Regions from separate parts of the Homo sapiens genome. Here all the other regions are linked to region 5. A link is a contact called in ENCODE Hi-C or POLR2A ChIA-PET data. All regions are on one chromosome and are shown on one strand. Each heading gives the region's core, a stretch centred on a gene start or an enhancer-like site at or near the end of the contact. The rest is flanking DNA. Distances are from core to core; before and after follow the strand shown. Region 1 overlaps SLC9A9 (solute carrier family 9 member A9). Region 2 has its middle 58 kb from the start of DIPK2A. Region 3 has its middle 51 kb from the start of CHST2. Region 4 has its middle 87 kb from the start of CHST2. Region 5 overlaps SLC9A9 (solute carrier family 9 member A9).

What was found. Hi-C counts contacts between places; a loop is a spot of excess contacts on that map. ChIA-PET counts read pairs that join two places held with the same protein, here RNA polymerase II (POLR2A). Pooled maps may share reads with other maps.
Region 1: a loop to region 5 is called in a map with no recorded cell type, with 2.6 times the contacts of the local background. The contact joins two enhancer-like sites. A Hi-C loop is called at or near these places in 11 of 37 single-sample maps with no recorded cell type and 4 of 50 pooled maps. POLR2A ChIA-PET finds 5 or more read pairs at or near these places in 1 of 52 experiments (H1).
Region 2: a pooled map shows a loop between it and region 5 (2.4-fold over the local background). The contact joins two enhancer-like sites. A Hi-C loop is called at or near these places in 2 of 37 single-sample maps with no recorded cell type and 2 of 50 pooled maps.
Region 3: a loop to region 5 is called in a pooled map, with 5 times the contacts of the local background. The contact joins two enhancer-like sites. A Hi-C loop is called at or near these places in 24 of 37 single-sample maps with no recorded cell type and 11 of 50 pooled maps.
Region 4: a loop to region 5 is called in a map of naive thymus-derived CD4-positive, alpha-beta T cell, with 2.6 times the contacts of the local background. The contact joins two enhancer-like sites. A Hi-C loop is called at or near these places in 1 of 168 maps with a recorded cell type or tissue (naive thymus-derived CD4-positive, alpha-beta T cell), 8 of 37 single-sample maps with no recorded cell type and 7 of 50 pooled maps.

The regions. Positions count from the first base shown.
Region 1 is chr3:143,301,455-143,305,744 of GRCh38, forward strand. All of the region lies in intron 14 of SLC9A9 (solute carrier family 9 member A9), which reads right to left. Among named protein-coding and RNA genes, the nearest start is that of SLC9A9-AS1, 39 kb to the right of the region's middle. Within about 2 kb of position 1,570, at least 10 of the 41 ENCODE cell types and tissues checked have a DNase peak (open chromatin) inside an H3K27ac peak, as active enhancers do.
Region 2 is chr3:144,027,138-144,031,813 of GRCh38, forward strand. No RefSeq gene overlaps it. Among named protein-coding and RNA genes, the nearest start is that of DIPK2A, 58 kb to the left of the region's middle. Within about 2 kb of position 1,779, at least 3 of the 41 ENCODE cell types and tissues checked have a DNase peak (open chromatin) inside an H3K27ac peak, as active enhancers do.
Region 3 is chr3:143,168,976-143,172,973 of GRCh38, forward strand. No RefSeq gene overlaps it. Among named protein-coding and RNA genes, the nearest start is that of CHST2, 51 kb to the left of the region's middle. RefSeq lists an enhancer at 2,202-2,341. Within about 2 kb of position 2,381, at least 4 of the 41 ENCODE cell types and tissues checked have a DNase peak (open chromatin) inside an H3K27ac peak, as active enhancers do.
Region 4 is chr3:143,204,570-143,208,647 of GRCh38, forward strand. No RefSeq gene overlaps it. Among named protein-coding and RNA genes, the nearest start is that of CHST2, 87 kb to the left of the region's middle. Within about 2 kb of position 2,787, at least 3 of the 41 ENCODE cell types and tissues checked have a DNase peak (open chromatin) inside an H3K27ac peak, as active enhancers do.
Region 5 is chr3:143,671,781-143,675,765 of GRCh38, forward strand. All of the region lies in intron 5 of SLC9A9 (solute carrier family 9 member A9), which reads right to left. Among named protein-coding and RNA genes, the nearest start is that of SLC9A9, 170 kb to the right of the region's middle. Within about 2 kb of position 2,696, at least 4 of the 41 ENCODE cell types and tissues checked have a DNase peak (open chromatin) inside an H3K27ac peak, as active enhancers do.

The sequences.
Region 1 (4,290 bases), core at 320-2,819, 370 kb before region 5:
TTTCTTGGCCCTCTAGTGGAAAAGTCCACCTATACTTGAGGGTGGAGGTCATGCAGACAAAAAGCCTTCAGTAGGCAAGAGTAGAATGGAATAGCTGGGTGTTAGGGCCATCCTCTGCAGAAGATGAGACAGACGCATTCTCCAGCAGCAGTCCTTAAATGTTGGTGTGTATCAGAATCACCTGGGGATCTAGTGGAGCCCACAGTGACTCAGGCCTTTGAAGTAGTATAGGGCACAGTCCCTGTGTTTTTGCAGCTTCCCCTAGTGATTCTGACACTGACCAAAGTGTGAGAACCACTGTCCTAGAGTGTTCCGCTTTCCCTTGGTGTTTTTCAGTTAGTGTCTTCCCAACCACATTTCTAAGCCCACCCAAAGCTGAAAAGCTTTCTTTTTCTGGTGTGCAAAATACTAGTTGTATATGTTAATTTTCAAGCCACTCTTAATGTCAGTGGAGGTGTTTTTTATGAAACCAGGAGGGGCCAACCCTTGCAGAACTGCAGAGTGGAAATAAAAGAGGTTCAGAATCCTCATTATCTCAACTTGTCCTCCTTCACCCTAGGAAGAGTGAGAGGGTTGGGGAGAGAGGTGTTGCTAGCTGCTGGCCTGGTATATCTTACCTGGCACCTCTGCTAGGGGCTTTAAGACAGTGTTGTCCCACCTTTGTCACAGCGGGCCAGGAATCTTTTGCAACTCTGGATTGTGATGCAGAGGATGAGGAGCACGTTGCCTTGAGCATTAAAGCTATGGTGGGTGGGGGATGCTGGAGGCATCAGCCCCCATTTCCTCTGGATGATTGCCCTAGTATATACAGGCAATAGGCTTATACATCTTTTCTTCACTAGCACTCAGCATACTGCCCAGAATACAGTAGGTGCTTAATGAATGCTTGTCTAAAAAGATGGAAAATCGGGTAGCAGAGAAGAACCAAAAGATGCCAGAAAATAGAAAGAAAAAAACATTGAAGGTGAAAATGAGGTGTTTGTATTAATAAATATTAAGAGGAATGAATTAAAGGGCTGAAAAAGCCCAAGAAAGGAGATGCAGGAAAGGCTGGGAGTCCTGAATGAGGTTTGTGTGGAGTGGCGGGGAGGAGGAGAGAGCCCCTGAAACAGCCAGATAAGAAGGAAAAATAGCAGGAGGGAAGGAAATAAGAGCAGTGATGGAGGGACAGAGGAAAGCAGTAAAGAGCCAGGAAGATGGCGAGAGGGAGAGCTGGCAGAAAGGACAGATCCTCCAACCAGCCAGCAGGTTTGGTCTTATTCCTTACTGGGAACAGACAGAATGACTGCGTTTGACGAGGAGTGACTCAGGCTCAAGACAGGCAGAACTGGAGGATAAAGCCAGATGGGTACAAGTGAAGTGGGTCACTGTCAAGAATCATCACGTTTTCTGGAATTCGATGTTTTCAAATTGCATAATCCTCCTTGTTCTCAATTATCCTCCACAAGAGTGTGGAGTCCCTCCCACGTTACAAGTCCATCTCAGTTAAGCCCCAGACATGCACTTCTAACACCACGGAGGGCTTCTTGGCAGCCTTCCCTGCCCGCCCTCTCCACATCGTGCCCTTCCCCTGCAGAGGGACAACTGGCTCTCCAGGCATTTCCCTTCCGGACTTCCAGTGTGACACACACGCTCTGGCTGCTTTCCTGTCCCCAAAGACTCTTACTCCTCCAGGGCCACTGCCAGCCTAGTCACAGCCTTTGTACAAATTAGAGAGGCCCACCTGGATCATGGGCAGATGAGAACAAGGCACAGTCTGAGACTCAAAGAAGTAGCTGTGTGTTTGTGTTGGGGCTGGGGAGGGGTGTGTAGAGGAGTGTTCAGGGAAAGTTTCAAATAGAAAGTGATATCTGAACTGAGTTTCCAAAGGGGAACAAATGTTTTTCCTGTTCCAGGTGGGTTTTTTTCTTTTTCTTTTCTTTTTTTTTTTTTGAGGGAAGGAGGGAAGGAGGCAAGGCCTCTTGGGGGCTGGAACAGCATGTGCAAAGGAGCAGAGGTGTGAAACAGCATGCTATCCAATATTGCTGGTGTGTTCTTGCATGAGAGGCAGCAAGAGGAGGACTAAGTGATGAGAATGAGGTTAGACTAGGTAGGAAGGGCCAGGTGTCTGGTTTTAAGCAAGGGAAAGACACAGTGAGACTTGCATTTGAGGATGATTACTTTGGAAAGATATTATTTGCTTTTTACATATGAGCATACTAAACCTCAGAGAGGTATTTATAAGTGACCTGCTTCATGTGACACACTTAATAGCGGAACTAGAACTTGACTCCACCTTGTGCTAAACCAGGGTCTCCTTACCTACACTTCAGGTCTGGATGACCTCTGAGATTTCCCTTGCAAAACTTGCCAGGCCCATTTGACTCCTCCCAAAAGCCAAAAAAGACTTAGATTCAGGCCGGCAGAGGCACTGCCCTTGGTCCCCTAAAAAGATGACTTAAAACATCTGTTTTCTCCATTTCTTAACAGAGGAACTTTATTCATTCCAGGTTAGTCTTTAGAAAGCAAAACCAAAATACTCCACTGGACATTTACTGGCACAGATTTCCAGAAAACATATATATACTGAATGGGGGAAAGAGGATGAAGAGGTCTCTTAGACCTTTGTGGGAAGATGGCAACTAGAGTCACTTCTTAGTCACCCACTGGAATGGTGGATAAGTCAAATTGTATCCATTGTTTTGGGTCTCTTCCTGCCACATAACTTCATAATAGGTCTGCTTATGATAAAAATGCAATTATTTCAGTATTTCTCCTTTTTCTGCCTCTCATACATAGGTGAGATTTCTCCTAGATAGATGGCCTCAGGGAGAAGAGAGGTGAAAAGAGCCATTAAAATCCAAACTCTGGTTGTCTGAGCCATCCAAGAAACACCCACGTTAATGGCTGTGCCTAGGAGGCGCATATGTTTGACTCCAGAAGCAACAAACATTCTGGTTAGACATGGGATGTATTCCCCTGTTAAGACAAGGAACTGAGAGAGGAATCCAAAGCCTCTTGATAAGTTTGAGTTTTACAAGAGAGGCACTTTGGAATAAGAGGGGATGTTATTGCCTTGTTCAGACATGGCTTCATCTTGGCAGCATTCAGGCCTTGGGTTAAGAACTTGGTTTCGAGTTGACAGACTTGATAAAAGTCCAGCCATGGCTGGCTCATAAACGAGACACCCAAGATCTATCTTCAGAAAAGCCAATATATTTCTATTATCACTGCTGATAAGGCTGATTCTCTTTGAAGTTTAATAATGACTCTTCCAAAAATGTTCCCTCAGACATTCAAAATCCATCTTGTATTAGTTTTCCTAAAGGCTGGTTTAACACCCTCCCATTTCCTATTACGACTTAAGTCCAGTGGTATTAAATGCTTCAGTCTTGACACATGGCTCTGTTTACCTGCAAGCCCAGGTGATGAGCACCACCACCCTTAGGGCTCAGCACCCCTATACACTTTTCTGCAGCCTAGCTCCTCCTGCTGGTGTTTATAACTCAGGGTCAACAATTAATTTGGGTCTATGAATAATAACTCTGGAGAGTACTTTTATATTCTGATATCTGAACGTGAACCAGATATCAACATTATTATTAATTTCTGGGATTGAGAAAATGATTCCCTTCCATCTACTAAGGGAGTGATAAGGCAAAATCACAACTTCTATATCAATATCTGTTTGCTCAAGAATCTTAAATGCCAACTGATATGGGGCATCTGGGTAGGCTGAGAAAGGGAGGGTTGAGGGCAACTTTTCGAGAAGCTGTATTAAGCATTTCTTCGTTATGTTCTAGCAGGTGACTCGTGTTCCCTCCTCTTAACCCCCTCACTGAATCGCAGTCACTTGGTTAGATCAGCTGCTGCTGATGGGAATGGACATGCTGAGTGCTAAGCCCTTGATGTTCGCTACCACATTCATTCTCCTTGACAGTGATAGAAGGTAGATGATACCGTTTCATAGCTGAGGAACAGGCACAGAGAAGGAAATGTCCCAGAGTCACACAGTTCATAAGTGGTGGCAACTAGGACTTGAGGATTTGAACTAGGTCTCTCTGACCTTAAAGTCCCAAAGGCAATATTGTTGCTTTGTTAAAAATTCACAACCACTGGGGTTTCAACGTCTTTATACAGGGATGCTGTGCTGGAAGTGAGTTGACAGGAAGAGAGAGTCTACAGAAGAGGCTGCCTATGAAAACACAAATACTATCATGTGGAATGGTCTCAAGGAAGTCTTTTGGCAGATTTGACAGATCTGTTTAATGAAGATCAATTCTATTTAAAGCCCCTCACCAAAACTAACTG
Region 2 (4,676 bases), core at 529-3,028, 350 kb after region 5:
GAGTTCATATCCTTTGTAGGGACATGGATGAAGCTGGAAACCATCATTCTCAGCAAACTATCGCAAGGACAAAAAACCAGACACCGCATGTTCTCACTCATAGGTGGGAATTGAACAATGAGAACACTTGGACACAGGGTGGGGAACATCACACACTGGGGCCTGTCGTGGTGTGTAGGGAGTGGGGAGGGACAGCATTAGGGGCTATACCTAATGTAAATGACGAGTTAATGGGTGCAGCACACCAACATGGCACATGTATACATATGTAACAAACCTGCACGTTGTGTATATGTACCCTAGAACTTAAAGTATAAAAAAAAATTTTTTTTTTTTTTTTTTTTTAGAGACAGGATCTTGCAATGTTGTGCAGTTAGGTCTCAAACTCCTAGCCCCAATTGATCCCCCACCTCAGCCTTCCAAAGTTCTGGGATTTCAGATGTAAGCCACCTGCCCTGGTCTATTGCTGTTCTTTATCTTGGGTTCTTAGGTAACCCAGCAATCTCACTTCTAAGAATCTACCTCAAAGATTCACAGGTAAAAAGTTAAAAGACATGTACATGCTATTTATTGCAAGATTATGTGCAGTAAATGACTAGGAAAAAATGGCAATGTCCATCAACTGGGACTGATTGACAGAACTATATTATATTCATACAAAAAATCCTGTTCAATTGTTTAAGGAAAGGAGGAATACCTGTGTGTACTTCTGTGTAGCAATCTTTGGGATATATTGTTCACTTAAAAAAAACATAATGCAGACAAAGCCATGCTTAATATCAGCTATTTATACAAGAAAGCAGCGTGAAAATAATCTTTCCTCCTTCATTCATTCAACAAATATACATTTATTTGTATCACTAATGACATAGTACATGTATTTTACACCAATGACATTCTTATCAGATTCCCATTAGGAAGATTTATAAGTGAAATTCAAAGACTTGGTGTTATCTTTGATTTTTCTTTTTTTCCTTGCCAGCCCTTTTATAAGTTGAATCCATAGGCAAAAATTCTGTCAATCCTATATGCGAAATACATTCCAAATCCTGTGACTTCTCACCATCTTCTCAACTATCCTCCCACCTGTTATCTCTCGTCTAAGTATAGCAAAACCTGTTTTCCACTTCTTATGTCCACTCTTGCATCATGAAAGCCTATTCTCTATAGAAGAGTCAACATGGTCATTTTAATCCAACTTCTTAAAATCTCCAATGGTTACATAACCCATTTAGAATAAAATCTAAACTCCTGACTATGGCCTATGAGACTTGCTCTGAGTCCTCTTATTCTATCACTTATATCTTTATTAACTATAATTAGGCTACAAAATCTGGTCCTGCAATCTGGCAAGCTATCTTGCTCAGAAACTTTGCTGTTCCCTCTGCTTAGAATTCTCTCCTCTTAGATCTTCACTGGATTGATTCCTTATCATTCCCATATTGCTTAAATGTCCTTTCCTCAGCAGGGCTTCTCTAACCACCTTATATTAAATATCCTTGATCTTTTTTCAGTTCTGCTGAGTCCCTTTTCTGTTTTTTTTTTTTCCAGACTGATTTTTCCGTCTCTGAAGTGATGCTAAATTACTAAATTATATTTGTCTCCCTAACTAGAAGGTATGCTTCTGGAGAGCCAACAGGGTCTTTCTCTTGCTGATCACCAAACTCCTGGTCCCTAGCATGTGATAGAAACTCAGTAAATATTTGCTGAGAGAATGAATGTATCTTTATAAAATGAGACTGAGTAACTTACAGATGCTAAATGGGGAAGTGGGAAAGGGGAAATGGAGTGAAAGTGAGAAGTGGTACTGCCACGTAAATTTTCACAGCTGAGAGTAATAGTGAACATCATTGTGTTGTTTTACATCACCACCATCTGGATTTGCCAGAAATATTGCTCTCTGGAGCCCATGTCATTTTTCCTGTGTTTACGGAATGCTCCCAGGGTGTGTGTGTGTGTGTGTGTGTGTGTGTGTGTGCGTGCATGTGCATGCATGAGCATGTGTGTGTAGGCAGGCTTCTCCAATAGACATGAAGAATAAAGGACTGACAGTTTTTAGTACTGCTGCTTCCCTTTCCACCAGTAAGATGTTAGTGGCTAAACCCAGTACTCCATTCATTAACACCACAGAGGCTCAGCAACAGGAGATGGGCAGAGTGGTGCTGGGTCCAGTTTTGGGCCCAACAGCAGGGTCTGAGAGCTGGTTGAATGGCCTGTGTGACTTGTAACTCATTCCATGCTTCATCGTTCCATGTCAACAATGGTCCAGGCAGTATGCCCTCAGGTACTACTGAGTGTCCCCCAACTTCTTAACAACTTTTTTTTTTTTTTTGACAGAGTCTCACTCTGTACCCAGGCTGGAGTGCAGTGGTGTGATCTCGGCTCACTGCAACCTCCATTTCCTGGGTTAAAGTGATTCTTGTGCCTCAGTCTCCCAAGTAGCTCGTACCACCACACCAGGCTAATTTTTGTGTTTTACGTAGAGACGAGGTTTCTCCATGTTACCCAGGCTGGTCTCGAACTCTTGGCCTCAAGTGCTCTACCTGTGTCAGCCTCCCAAAGTGCTGGAATTACAGTCGTGATTTACCATGCCCAGCCTTTATCAACTTTTATTCCTCTTATTCTGATATTATATCCATGAGGAAATTGTGGAAATGTATCTCTATCTGTCTATCTATCTGTCTATCTATCTATCCATCCATCCATCTATCACCTATCTAGATATGTATCTATCTACCTATATATCTATCTATGATTCCTATATCTATCTATGTCTATCTACCTAATCTATCTAATAGGTTGATGATATAGGCATAAGGCCTATCTAGACAGATAGAGAGATAGATGATAGATAGATAGATAGATAGATAGATAGATAGATAGATAGAAAGATATATAGATAGAGGGATAAGGCACGTATTTGGGACTTTAATAAAAGAAGCACTCCGAATCTTAAAGATTATGGTGTTTAGACACAAACTCTGAATATCAGTGTGATCACTTCATTCTTTCTAGCTGAGTGGTTGTATCACATGCAAGATCAAAATGCTGTGACCTAAACTGTTTTCTTCTCTGCTGCATTGGAGAATTTTCCACGCCCCTGCTCCTCACCTCGCTCCTTTCCTTTCTCCACACCTGTTGTAGCTTATGTCAACAGGAGTACTTAAATGCAACTAGTTATAAGTCTCATTTTATTTGAGAGACTGTTCACATTTGATATCAAAAAAATACAAAATGTTTTGATATGTTACATAAAAGTCACCATGACTAGGCCCAAATGAAAATTTCATATACAAATTTTGCAATAGCAATAATTATTATTATATTTTCAATCACAATTACCCTGAAAATAACTCTGAATATTTTTATGTAAATAATGAGCTCAAAAAAATCAAGGAAGTCATGCATTTGAAATCCCAAACACATTTGATCAGATCGTATTTGCTTTAAAACGTTTTTTAAAATAAAATTCATATAGTATTTTTATCTAGATTTCAGTGGAGTGGAAAAAAATATATTCCTAAGTGTTCTACAAAAGTTATTGAATTAAGGCCCAGATACCTGCTTTTTTGAAAACAATTAAAAAATAGGAATAAATGGAAGATCAAAAGTTATTCATTAGGATTTATCAAACAGGAAGACAATTAAATGCAATAAATATTATTTTGCTTTGAATAAGTAAAGTTTAAAAAGGATGCAACAGAAACAACTTTAAAAAAATTAGTAGCTTGTTTTGTTTATATTATTAAAATTTAAAACATATAAAAAGTAGAGGGAATACTACAAAAAACTCCTGTGTATCTACCAGTTAGATTTATAGTTATTAAAACTTTTACCATATTTGCTTCATCTATTTTTTCTGAAGTTTTAAAAAATAAATTATGGACATCATGACATTTTATCTCTAAATTCTTCAGAGACCATCTCTTTAAAAATAAGGACAGTTTTCCAAATAACTATAATTCTATTATCACAATTAAAAATATAATAATAATTGCCTTATTCTCTCTACTGAGCTCATAGTCAAATTTTCTATGTTATTCAAAAATCTCTTCTACAATTATAGTTATTAGAATCAGGATCCTCATGAGGGACACACATTGCATTTATTTGTGATGTCTCCTGTATGTTTTAATTTAGAACACTCCCTTTTCCTCCCTTCCTCTTTTTTCAATCTTAATGATATTAACTTGCTAATGTGACTGGTCCAATTGTGTTGTAGAACAGCTTGCTTTTTGAATTTGTTTGTTTCCTGGTGGTGCTGTTTTAACTTGTTCTATCATATTTTTCTATAAACCAGAAGCTCAGTCTTTAAGAGTGATTATATTCAGGTTGAATATTTGTGGGGTTAATGCTTTATGAGTAATGTCACCTACTTTGTGTGGCATCCTATTCCGAGATGCATGATGTATGGCTCTCTCTCCACTGTTATGCCAAGACTGACCCCTGATTCAAGGTGGTCCCAGCCAGATACTTCTCAAAGCCACATTCTTCCCCTCCAATCAACAGTCTCTACAGCGATGCTGTGGCACCACTCATTAGCTAGATTTTAAGAATGATTGCTTTTTTGAAAATAGACATCTTTATATAAGCTCATATTTAAATATACTTAATTTTGAAAAGCCCCTAGAGTATGTGAAAAAAGTCCTTGATTTTGTAATACGGCCATCTAACAT
Region 3 (3,998 bases), core at 1,131-3,630, 500 kb before region 5:
ATTGAATCCCATGGGATGGATCCATGGGATGGATATTTTGATTCAGACTGGACTGGGCCTGAAAGTGAGTCTTGATGATCAGAATGAGCTTGTTTGTTGAACTGACGGTGACTGGAATGTTTTGGGATTTGTGAAGTTGTGTCCATGGGCAGAGAAGGGAAATGTGACAGAGCAGGTCTGAAGGCAGTGGCTGGGAGAAAATAATGAACCCTGACTGACTCAGACCACCCAATAAGCTGGTTGTCCTCATGACCCTGGGTGCACCGTGGAGTACATTCTGTCGGGGTCCCTCATCTGTGCTGGGTGTCTTAGAGGAAAATGGGCTGAGAACCTTTGGGCTATACCTTCTTCACATCCCCTCAATGAGCCTCAAGAAATGCCATCTTGGTGTTCAAGGAGTGGTCTGAGGAGTGGATGGAAGCCCCTGTCCCTAGAAATGTCCCTTATTCTCTCATTTGACACCTCTCTCACTGCATTAGCAGAGACGTTTTGCTTTTAGGAAGTTTTCATTTGAAATATAAATATTTCCATGTGTATTGAAATAGTCACAGAGGCTGTATCAGTCAGTGACTTTGTGGGGTTGTTTGATGGGATCTAGTCTCTACCCCTGCTCAGAAACATTGCTGGCTCCCCGGTATCTATGTAATCCACTCTGCACCATGTAGCCTGGCAGGCAGGGCCTTCTGGGAACTGGCCCCACTGTCTTCTCACTGGTCTCCTCCTAATTTCTCCATGCTGCCCCAGACGTCAATGTATCCAGCTCTTCTGGAGTCCATGTGCTCTCTGGAACATGCAGCTCACTCTCCCCATCTATTACCATCATGCCTTTCTCCCCAGTGCCACCTTAGAAGAGTCTACTCACTGGGCTGGGTTCTGAGGCCATCTCCTACCATCTTCTGAGGCTATCTTCCTTGAGCCTCCCAACTGATTTTTTTCCTCCCTTAATATCCTTAATGCAGAAACCAGCCCCTGTCTTGATAAGATGACATTACATATCAGGAGTTGGAAAAAGAGAGGTGGAATTTAGCAATACGACAGCTCAGGAAGGTTTTACTGGACAAACTCTGGGACTTCTTTCAAATATATGTTATCAACAACCCCTTCACCTATTTTTTATTTTTAGGTCTAACGTTCACCTTTCCCTCTCATATTGAATCTCATGAGATCTTCCCTGAGAGTTGTGAGGGCCTCCCTGCTGCTGACCCACGAGGTCCTCCCTCACAAGTCTCGTGTGTTCAGGAACTGGCTGATGAACGCTTGCCTCCTTCTTCCTGCCCCGCAGACCTTCATAAACCACAAGGCTTTTTAAAAAAATTCTGATGCCTGTAGGTTTAAGCTTTACACCATCCTATAGCTTTGTCTGTGTACAATTCTAGCATACTGCCAGCCTTAGAATTTTCGGTCAGGTCCCCCTATAGATTGTATACTTCTTGGCAGTTCCTTCCCTTGTTCATTGGGTTCACAGATTCTACTCCATGCAGAGTACTTTGTGCTTTGTAGGTGCTTAATAAACGTGGTGAGTGACAACCCATGATATCTGAACTTACTGAGAAAACATTCCAGAGGGAGGTAAATGAGGATGAAAGGAGGCTGTTGGCAGAGGTGAGGAACTAGGGGCTCTGCAGACCAGCTTCCATGATGCCGCCATGTGGCCTGAGATTGGCCTGGAATCAGCTGCACTATCCCTCTTCACATAAGGCTACAGACTTTGGGGAAAGAGAATCCTTCTCCCTGCTTTACCTCTATACAAGTTCAGGCAGCTGTGTATGTGTGTGTGTATGTGTGTGTGTGTGTAATATTGGAACAGGCAGCACAGATGAGGGCTTGGCAGTGAGAGAAACTGTAGCTTTGACCTCTTACTACAAAGTGTGATGAAGAAGGCTTGAATTTTCAAAGAATTCAACTGTGTCTAATACCAGGTCTGTGGTATAACGTTCTTCCTTGGCTGGGTGCCAAAATGTAACATAAATGCTACACCCAGAGCAAAGGGGTAAAAGAGACCCACTAGTGTTTCCAGGGTTAAATTCTCCCTCCTTCACAGAGCCTTCCAGATTCACACAGTCCACTCAAGTCTCTCCTTTGTAGAAGATCCTACAGCATTTAATACTGGATGCTGCTCAGTTTAGCCCTCAATGATAGTGTCTTGCTATTTTTGGTTAGTTTCTTTAAAAATATAACTTCTGTCTTCCATTTACTTAAATCTCTTCCACGGCTTCTTTGCTTCTTGTTACATGAAGCAGTGCTGAACACAGAGGAGGAACTCAGTAACTGTTAATTGTTTTGCTCTCTAATTAGGCCCACGATAGAGTAGATACTATTGGGTGCTGGTTTTTAGGGGTGTAGGAAAGGAATCTGGGGAGTCATCTTCAAAGATCAGATGCACAAATCTTAACAAGCTGCCTCTCTCTAGTGGCCTCAGGGACTTGAAGCAAGATCAACTGACTTAAAGAAATAAACCACAAGTAGTTAAGAAACACAAAAGTTCAAATTGCATCCGGTGTAGCTCTGTGAGAAAATTTCTGCAGCAGAAGGAAGTCTGTTATTCTTGACCTGAACTTTAGTATTCTGCAGTAATGTGGGGCTGCAAAAATGCTCCTAATCTCTGACAAAGTTAGGTTCTTATCCATATATCATAAGTGAAATGAGAGGAATTGACTGATAACAGAGAAAAAATTTCCCACTTGGCACATACAGACAGTGTATGTATATGTGTATATATACATAGATACTTAAATCAAAGTAATTGGTTAATGTAATGGAAATTTAATCTCAGTTTTAAGTGGTGTTTCTTCTTTATTTGATGTGCATTATTTTAAAAACACAGCAGAGACATAGCCTTTAACCACCTCCCCCATGCCTCTGACATTATTCATACTGAAGTTTTCAAGTAGCAGACTTGGAAAGTGCTTTTTAACTACAGCTCATATCATTAGTGTTTCTGCTGTATAAGCAGAAAAAATTGGGATGCAGCTTAGCAAAAGGCTTCAGGACAACATAAAATACAAAGGGTAATAGATCTGTTTCTCAAACAGTTTTCCTGTGTAATGCGCATCCTAATGATTTCTTTTTAATTAAAATATTTTCACAAGTCTCAGAATGAGTAACCTAAGACTATTTTGTTGGGATAATCTGTATTTCCTGAGATGTGTTAACTTCAGGGTCACTGGTCTTTATTCAGTTCTTGCTCTGCCAGGCCACAGGCTGCCTCATTCTCTCCTTTGCCCTCACAGCTTGGTATCAGCTCCTAATTTTGCATCTGGGCTCTAAACTGGACTTTCCAGCTCCCTGATGGACATTTCAGAAATGTTCTATTGATGTTTCTAACGCAACAAGCCTCATGATATTATCCTTGTGTTAACATCATTGTGACATCCTCCACACACCCAAGTCAACTTGGACTTATTTTTCTGTCTCCTACAAGCAATGGCTGCTAAGTCCTGTTGATTCTGGCTTTGAAATGTCTAGAGAATACCCTCTCATGTAGTCACTTCTATTTTTGTTGCCCTAGTTCAGGCCGTACTCTCTCTTGCTTGCCTGGACCATGACAAGTAGCTGTCTAGTTGGTCTCATGGGCTGCTATCGATTTCCTCTCAAGAGTACCCTTGAAGTTGCCCCAGAGTGCTCTTCCTAAAGAATGACTTGGTGATGTCCCTTTCCTACTGAAAAAACTTGTGGTAAGTCCCAACTGCCTACTGAATCTGTTTCCAACTTTACTCTTCAGCCTCATTTTCTGCAACTCCCTGTCATCTCCCCATGCTGAACCCCAAGAGACAACTCACGATTGCTCGATGAGATGTCCAATTTCATTCCTTTGTGCTGTTGCTTGGGTTGTTTAATGCCTAGAAACTTTAGCAAGACAACATGCAAATATTCTGCAGCTTCTCTGTGCCCCCTCACACCTGCCTGCTCCAAGCGTCATTCTTCCTTTGCAGTTAAAAAAAAATCCGTTTTGGCAGGCTTTATGCAGAATTTGTTTACATTTCTATCTCTCTTACACA
Region 4 (4,078 bases), core at 1,537-4,036, 470 kb before region 5:
TCCTGAGGGCGAAAGTTTATTTGTCTAAGGCAATATGGTCATTTTATTTGCAATATGGTCATTTCATTTCTTTTGTAATGTGTTTATATTGGGTATCAACAGGTGATGCAATTCTGGCCAATAAGACGAGTGGAGAAGTTGACTGGGGCTGCTTTGGGAAAATTCCCCTTAGTCTCAATAAGATTTGCAAGATGGGATAGATTTCAGTGCTACCTTTGAATGTTATTGTTTGCATATAGTGTTTATACCTGTGGTACCCATCTTAGGGCTGTCAGGGGAGCCACCAGTCTAGGGGACAGGTTGAAGAGAAGAATGGAGAAGCTATGTCCTTGATGATGTTCAACACTAAGGATGCTCAATCTTGGAACTACCTCCACCTTTGAACTTCTTGCTACATAATATAATATTCTCATTGTTTAATCCTTTTTGTGGAGGGTTTAAAGAGATTCAGCCAAAGCTTCATAACTGATCATAGATGTTTCAGAGCAAATGTTCTGGTCCCAGAGATCTAGGTTTAAATTTTGGTTCTGCCACTTATTAGCTATGAAATTTTGAGTTGTTCTGTCTCTGTTTCTTCACCTACAAAATTAGGATAAGAATGTTTTCATTATGAAATTCTTATAAAGATAAAATAACTTATTTAGTAAGTACTTAATCAGTGCCTGCTATGTGCCAGGCATCATTCTTGGCACTGGGGGAAATGGCTTTGAATGAGACAAGCTTCCAACCCTCCTGGTGCCTAGATTTGTGTAAGGGAGACATAAAAAATGAGTAAGTGAACAAGAGAATCTTAGATAGTGCCAAGTGCTATAAAGATTAAGTGAAGTGAGGTATGCAAAATGCTTAGCATGGGCCTGGCACACAGCAAGCAAGCAGTAATGTAACTTAGTTGGGGCTGCTATAACAAAATGCCATAGACTGAGTAGCTTAAACAAAAAAATGCATTTATTTCCCACAGTTCTGGAGGCTGGGAAGTCCAAAATCAAGGCACTGGCAGATTTGGTGTTTGTTGAGGGCCTGCTTCCTGGTTTATGATGGCTATTTTCTTGTTGTGCCCTCACATAGAGGAAAGACAGTGAGAGAGCTCTCTGGGGTCTCTTACAGAGACACTAATCCCATCCATTAAGTCTCTACCCTCATGATCTAATCACCTCACAAAGGTCCCATCTCCTAATACTATCACATAGGAGGTTAGGATTTCAACATATGAACTTTGAGGGGACACAAATATTCAGCCCATAGCATTCTGCCCCTAGCTCCCCAAATTCATATTCTTCTTGCATGCAAAATACATTCATTCCATCCCAACAGCTCCAAAAATCTTAACTCATTCCAAAGACAACACTAAAGTCTAAAGTCCAAAGTCTCATCTAAATATTGTTTAAATCAGATATAGGTGAAACTCAAAGTACAATTCATCCTGAGGCAAAATTCCTCTCCAGCTTCAAACCTTTGAAACCAGACCAATTATGTGCTTCCCAAATACAATGATAGGACCAATGTAGGCTATTCCATTCTGAAAGGGAGAAATAGGACAGAACAAAGTGGTCATAGGTCCTATGTAACCTGACAGGGAAAACAACATGAAACCTTAGGGTTTGAGAATAATCCTCTCTGGCCCCATGTTCTACCCTCTGGACCCATAGGGTGGTGGTCCTGCCTCCATGGCTATCCCTCGTTGGGGTCGGGAGGGCGATCACAGGCCCCTGGCTCTCCAGGGCTTCGGTCTCAAGATATAAAGGGGTCTATTATTTTTATTGTTAAAGTTAATACTATTCAAGTCATCATTATGGAAAGCGAGTGACAAAGAAGGCATGAGTGAAGTTTGACTTTGGCCTGAGGGTTGTAGAAAAATGAAGCATGTTCCCCCTGTTTCCACCCATTAGGATTAAGTAGTTGAGGCCTGTCCTCCGCAATGCACTGGTCTGAAATTTTACTGCTTAGGATCATGGAACTGGCTCTTTCTTTGGTTCTGTTCCACCTCAAATAAGCTGGGGAGAGGTGTGTGGCTGTCATTGGGTGTGGCAAAGCCAAAGAAGGAGCTAATTCATGATTCTAAGCATGTGAGGGCTTGGCTTGTTATGAGACTATTTTAGCCTTTGCAGCAGCAGTAGTTCTAAATATTCCAAATACCTAGAAATTGGAAAATAATGACAAAAATAACTCAGTGTGAGTTTTTGTAGGAAGGTATGAGCAAGGCATTTATAAAGTATCTTTAAATTGTAATGATGTCCAGGACAGGTTAATGTTTGAAATGCCTTGACCCCCAGCTAAAAGTGGTAGAGAAAATTCTTTTGTCAAACGGTCCACTTCTAATCCTCATCATTGACAGAGCCTGGAACACCTTTTTTCCTTTCTTTTTTTTTTTTTTGCACTGTCTTATTTATTTCTCTAGTAATGTCTCCAATGACGCTTTTCAGGTTTACTTTTTTTCCCCTGATATTCTCAGCTTGTGAGTGATAAATAGTGCTTAAGAACAATTTTGATACCCACATACTTCCAGCTGAGAGACTTAATTGAGGGGTTTCTTTGCCTGTGTGTTTTGAAGCGTTGCCTATGCCGTGGTGCTGGTTATGCTGAAGAATAGCTCCTTCTCACATTTCAATTCTCTGAACTGGGTTGGAATTCAGTCTGGCTGGCTTGCTAGGCAGCCCTTTATACTGGGCTGAGGTCTTGAGGCTGCTTCAAGCCCATGGACTAAAAAAACCACCAACAACAAAAATCCCCCCCCAAAAAAACAAGTAATGTCTGCCTGGCCCTGGCTGCCGGGCTCTTGAGAACTGCAGCTGTGTGGCCATCCTGCCATGAGTGATAGGCCATGGCTACTGAACTGTGCAAAGTCTCACCTCCAAAACTGCACACACAACCATTTTTTTTGGTGTGTGCTCTTGATTCTGCTCACTGAGGCATTTCCTTGGAGCTCAAGATGTGCATTTTTTAAAAAGGGGATTGCCTATTCCAAGGGCTGCTTGCAGCTTTGCAAAGAAAACCTGCTGAGTCACCAGGGGTGGCCAAATACTGTGGTCAGAGCTGACATTTGATGGTGGTTTGATGGAGGAGGCCACCTGAAAGTCAATTGTTAAGGCCTTTGAGAAGGAGTGAGTGGGTTCTTCCTAAAGAGGAGTAGGTAAGTAGTTGCCTTCTGGGACTCTATCTTTCAACCCATCTTTATCACTTCCCTATTTAGGTTATCAAGAAAATAAATGGGCTAATGAATCAGAGAGATTTAACCTGAATTTGCCATTTATACTGTTTGACCTTGGACAAGTTACTTAACCTCTCTGAGTCTGCTTTTTTTCTTCTTTTTTGAAAAATGGAAATGAAATAATACTTAACTCACGAGTTTGTTGGAGGATTAGATGAGCTCACTGCATGGCACAGTGCTCAATAAATGCCTCATTTTAGTTGTCTTCTTTGAAAATGCAAGTGTCACATTAAGGATTCCCCTAGTACAATGAGTACTCCCTGTCTTAGTCCGTATGGGTTGCTATAACAAAGTACTATAGACTGGGTGACTTACACACAACTGAAATTTTTATCACACAGTTCTGGAGGCCAGAAATCTGAGACTGGGGCACCAGCATGGTCAGGTTCTGGTGAGGGTCCCTTTCCAGGTTGCAGACTGCTGACTTCTTGCTGTGTCCTCACATGGTGGAAGGAGCAAGAGGTCTCTTTGGGGCCTTTTTTCTATAAGGGCACTAATCCCATTCATGAGAGCTCCATCTTCATGACCTAATCACCTTTTAAAGGCCCAACCTCCTAATACCATCAACCTGGAGGTTAGGATTTCAACATGTACATTTTAGGGAGACATGTAACGCTCTTTTGTCATCTAATTATCATTAGATAATAGATGTCAATCCATTAAAACAAGGATTGACAGGAATTGGGTAGAATTCCTAATTAGGTAGAATTAGGGTCCAAGGAGAGAAACAGGATCTTGCAGGGTAATAATACCAAACTGGTAATGGTACCAAAACACTGATTTTCTCATCTTACACCTTTCCCTGGGGTCAGGCCCTTTAGAGGAAACTACTATATATATTTAAAGAAATATATATATTTAAGAGTTCTAAGG
Region 5 (3,985 bases), core at 1,446-3,945:
TGGCTGATACGTCTGTGCTCTCTAGAAGCCTGCTGGCTTCAGTGGGAGGTACTCTGGTCTAACATCCTCTGACTCCCTCTGAGGTGTAATTTCTCCCCCCTTGGAATTCAATGAAAACATATGAATATCTCTTACTGCTTCTGTTCTCTCACAGCAATACCAATGCAATCTTTCTCTACCAAATATTAGATGCTAAAAGTAGAGTCATCCAACTTTCTTTATAGATGACAGAGCAAATAATTCAGGAACACAAACTTTATACTATATGAGAGCATTTTTTGCTGTTTATAATATGGCATAAAACCATCTTGATCTCTTCCTGCTTAGCCGATATTAAATGAATGTTGTCTTTGTTCTCTAAGCCAGCCCTGGTACTGAAGGAACTACTTTGTCAATTACATCTTAAATTTTTTTTTTGTCTGTGAATAGAAAATTATTCCGTTTTCTCTTGAATTCTTGTGTAGAATATTGATAACACCAGTGATGAGAAACCACAAGTGTAATATAGGCTAAAACTAAATGCAGAGGCAGAGAGGGCCAGAAGGTGAAAAAGAACAATATCCATGATTTTAAAAAGATGTGATCCAAACAAAAGAAATCAATGAAGAACACAATTAAATATTGAAACACAACAGTGATTAGAGAGCATGATCAGAGAAACTGAAGGAAAACAAAACTGAAAAATAAAAACTTTTCTGATTATGCCAATGTGAGTAATCTTTCTCCGGTGTTAGAAAAATTAAATATTTAAACCTGGAGTTCCACGATGAATGAAAAATATGAGAGACAGCCCAATTAAGTCATCCTTACTGAAGAGGCTTTTCTCCAAAAATAACAGTCCTGCTTTTAATTATAGGTTCTTGGGTCTGTTAATCAGCCATCTTCCTCAAGGCTAAGCTTGGTGCAAATAACAGAGAAGGATTCAGCAAAATGCCCTGTTTAATTAAAATGAATTTAATTAAAAATATTTTTATACACATGACCAATCACCATTATTTATGCAGATGTTCCCACATAAGTCTTTGAAAAGGCATTTCTCCCCCCAACCTTTAAAAAATATGCTGTGCTTCTACAAGAACTGCTATGAAATGAAAAGCACTATGACTGGTAGTTAATACCTATTTTTATCAAAACAGCAGTGCAGCTCACACATCACCTGAGCAGCCGTAACCATAGTAACCCCAAATAGAAAGGGGCTTCAGATTATCAACACCATCAAAGGTAAGATAGTTCATGTGCCTCTGCAATAGTTACACTACAGCAAACTTTAAAGGATAAAGGTGGCTTTTATTCCTACTACTTAAATGTTAAATGAAAATAATGACTTGCAAGTACAGTGTATAGAAATGCCTTTCATTTTGGAAGACTCTTATTTCCTCAAAGTGTTAATAATAGAAAAGATGAAAACTCAATGCTATACATTTCTCCAGTGCTTCTATCTGATTATGGCGAGGGGACAGTAATCATCATTTTGCCAAGTTGGAGAATTCATACAGGGAAAACCCCACCCATAGGAGCCCTGCAGGATGAGAAGCTGGACGAGAAGGCATATTCTGTGTCCATGCACTCAGTGAGAGGATGGCTATGGTTAGTGATGATTGTCGACACGAATTACCTGCAATAAGGTATAGATGGTGACTTAGGGTGTAGACTGGCAGTCAAATCACAAAGAAAATGCACATTTAATTAGAGAAGGAGTGGAACTGGTTTGAAATATCAGTGAAATACCAATCCAAATACAAATCTGTATTTGGCTTTATAATTTATGGTTGGGGTAGGATGGAGTAGGGAAGGGTGGGAGGGCAGGGCATAAAAGGCCAGCAAGACCATACTTATTAATTATATTGTTAATTAATAATATTAATAATATTGATTATTCTATCAGAGGAACTATGATCTAGATAATCCAAAACAGAGACTAGTAGAAAAGACTTTCTGACAACATTTCCTAATGTTCAATATGTCTAGGGGGGCAGCATCTGGAAACATGGAGAAAATATTCTAAATTTTAAATATTTAAGTGTATAGTAGCTATTACAAAAAGCAGAAATTCCACATGAGGATAAATATAATTTTATTAATTTTTTCTTTTTAGTCTCTTTACATTTGAGATTTACCGTGGAAGTGGATGGACAAGTAATGAAAACATAAGAAAACAAATTCTTTAATTATGGTCATGTAGGAAGAAAATGGTATCTGGAAATTTTATGTTCAGGAATAAATAGGAATATCATGATAGTGTTATCTAAAAATCCAATAAAGTGCCTGAGAAGAATTCACTGCTAATAAAAATGTGTTTTAAAACACTTAGCAATTTACACATAATTTTCCATACAGCTCTTCATTTGATCTGACAAAAATTCTTTGAAGAAATGGAAGGTACTTTCTGTTTTGTTTTGTTTTGATAGTCTCTATTTTAAGGAAGTGGAAAGTGAGGTTCCAATAAGTTAAAGCATTAAACTGTGATGCTCCATTCACCCATGACACTAATCTTGCCTTAATGAACTGACACTTTTGATATCCAGGACGCTCTGACCACCAATCCCAACCTCATTTTTAGGAAATTTTTCTACCCTTATTACGTGCTTATTTTATTTTTAGTGGAAGGCTCCTCTTGGGATTAGTTTATGAGACATCCCTAACTGTGATCCTTTTATGCAGGCAATTTCACAGGGCCTCTCTTAGATGCTTTCACCCATAAACACACGAGCAGTGCCAGCGCCCTGGTTCACACTTCCCCTTGAAACCGGTGCGCCCCAGAATTAGAGCGACACCTAGCCGTGATTTTAGGTAGTACATGCTAGGAAAGCTTATTTGGGCAAGGGAGACAAACAAGAGACATCAGAGCTGGTGGCATCTCAAGAGGATACTACTCCCAGAGGTAGAAATCTCAGAGGTTTTCTAACAGCACTTTCTACTGGGAACTAGGACTCCTGCAGTTCACATTCTCTGAGGAGGAACTATATGATAAGGGAAGTTTATTATAATTATAATAAAAGGTAAGATGTGCACCCTTGAAATTACATACAGGTTCTACCAGTGCAATAAATGATATCTATTTCAGATTAAAAATATCAGTTCCAAGCCTCCTTCATCTCAATAATTCTTGACATTTACTCAGAAAAGCAAATATTTCATTCAGTTTTTATATTCATCGGGGCTGTGGACTAGTGCTACTAGCATCAACGAGACACTTGTTAGAAATGGGGTGTTGGACTTGACCCTGGACCTACGGAATCAGAATTTCAGGAGGCAGAACCCCCTAATTAGTACTTTCAGACTCTCCAAGTGAGTTTTACGTTCACTCACATTGGAGAACCTACTAATATAGAGCAAGAAGTAATCTTAAAAATCATCTAATTCCTCTAGGAATATATTAGGCAAATAAGGCCTAGAAAGCTTAAGTGGCCACCTTGAATTTTCCCTGCACATCAGAAATATGCCTTGTGCATAGTAACAGGGATTGAACTAGACCTGAGGTCTCCTAACTCCCAATAATAAAAATAGCATAGTGCTATGACACTTGTCAAGTGCAGGCTGGTTGGGCAAAACATTAGCTAAACAGAGACTTTGACTTTGTATCTATATTCCTCCTGGCTTCTAATTTCAGTAAATGAATTATCATCCATGCATTTAATTTAGGCACCAGACAGGATAATCCACAGTAAATTTTCTAAATTCAATTAACATGAGCCAGTAGTAGTCTCCTTATGAAAGCCAACAACGAGGGCTCAGGGCTTCATCAAGCACTTGGGATTCTTAGCACACTTTAGCTACTGGAGCAAGCAGAGATGTGTGACTTACATGTAATATGAGAAGTCATTGATTTTCATTTCTTTTTTCACTTCACGGCAGACACAATATCATACTGAGTTTGAAGATTTTCCTTTAAGATTTTCTCATTATACTTCAGAGTGATTTACTAATATCATATAAAAATGATTGGTTATTTTCTCATTTTTATGAAATTTTGAAGTTTTCAAGT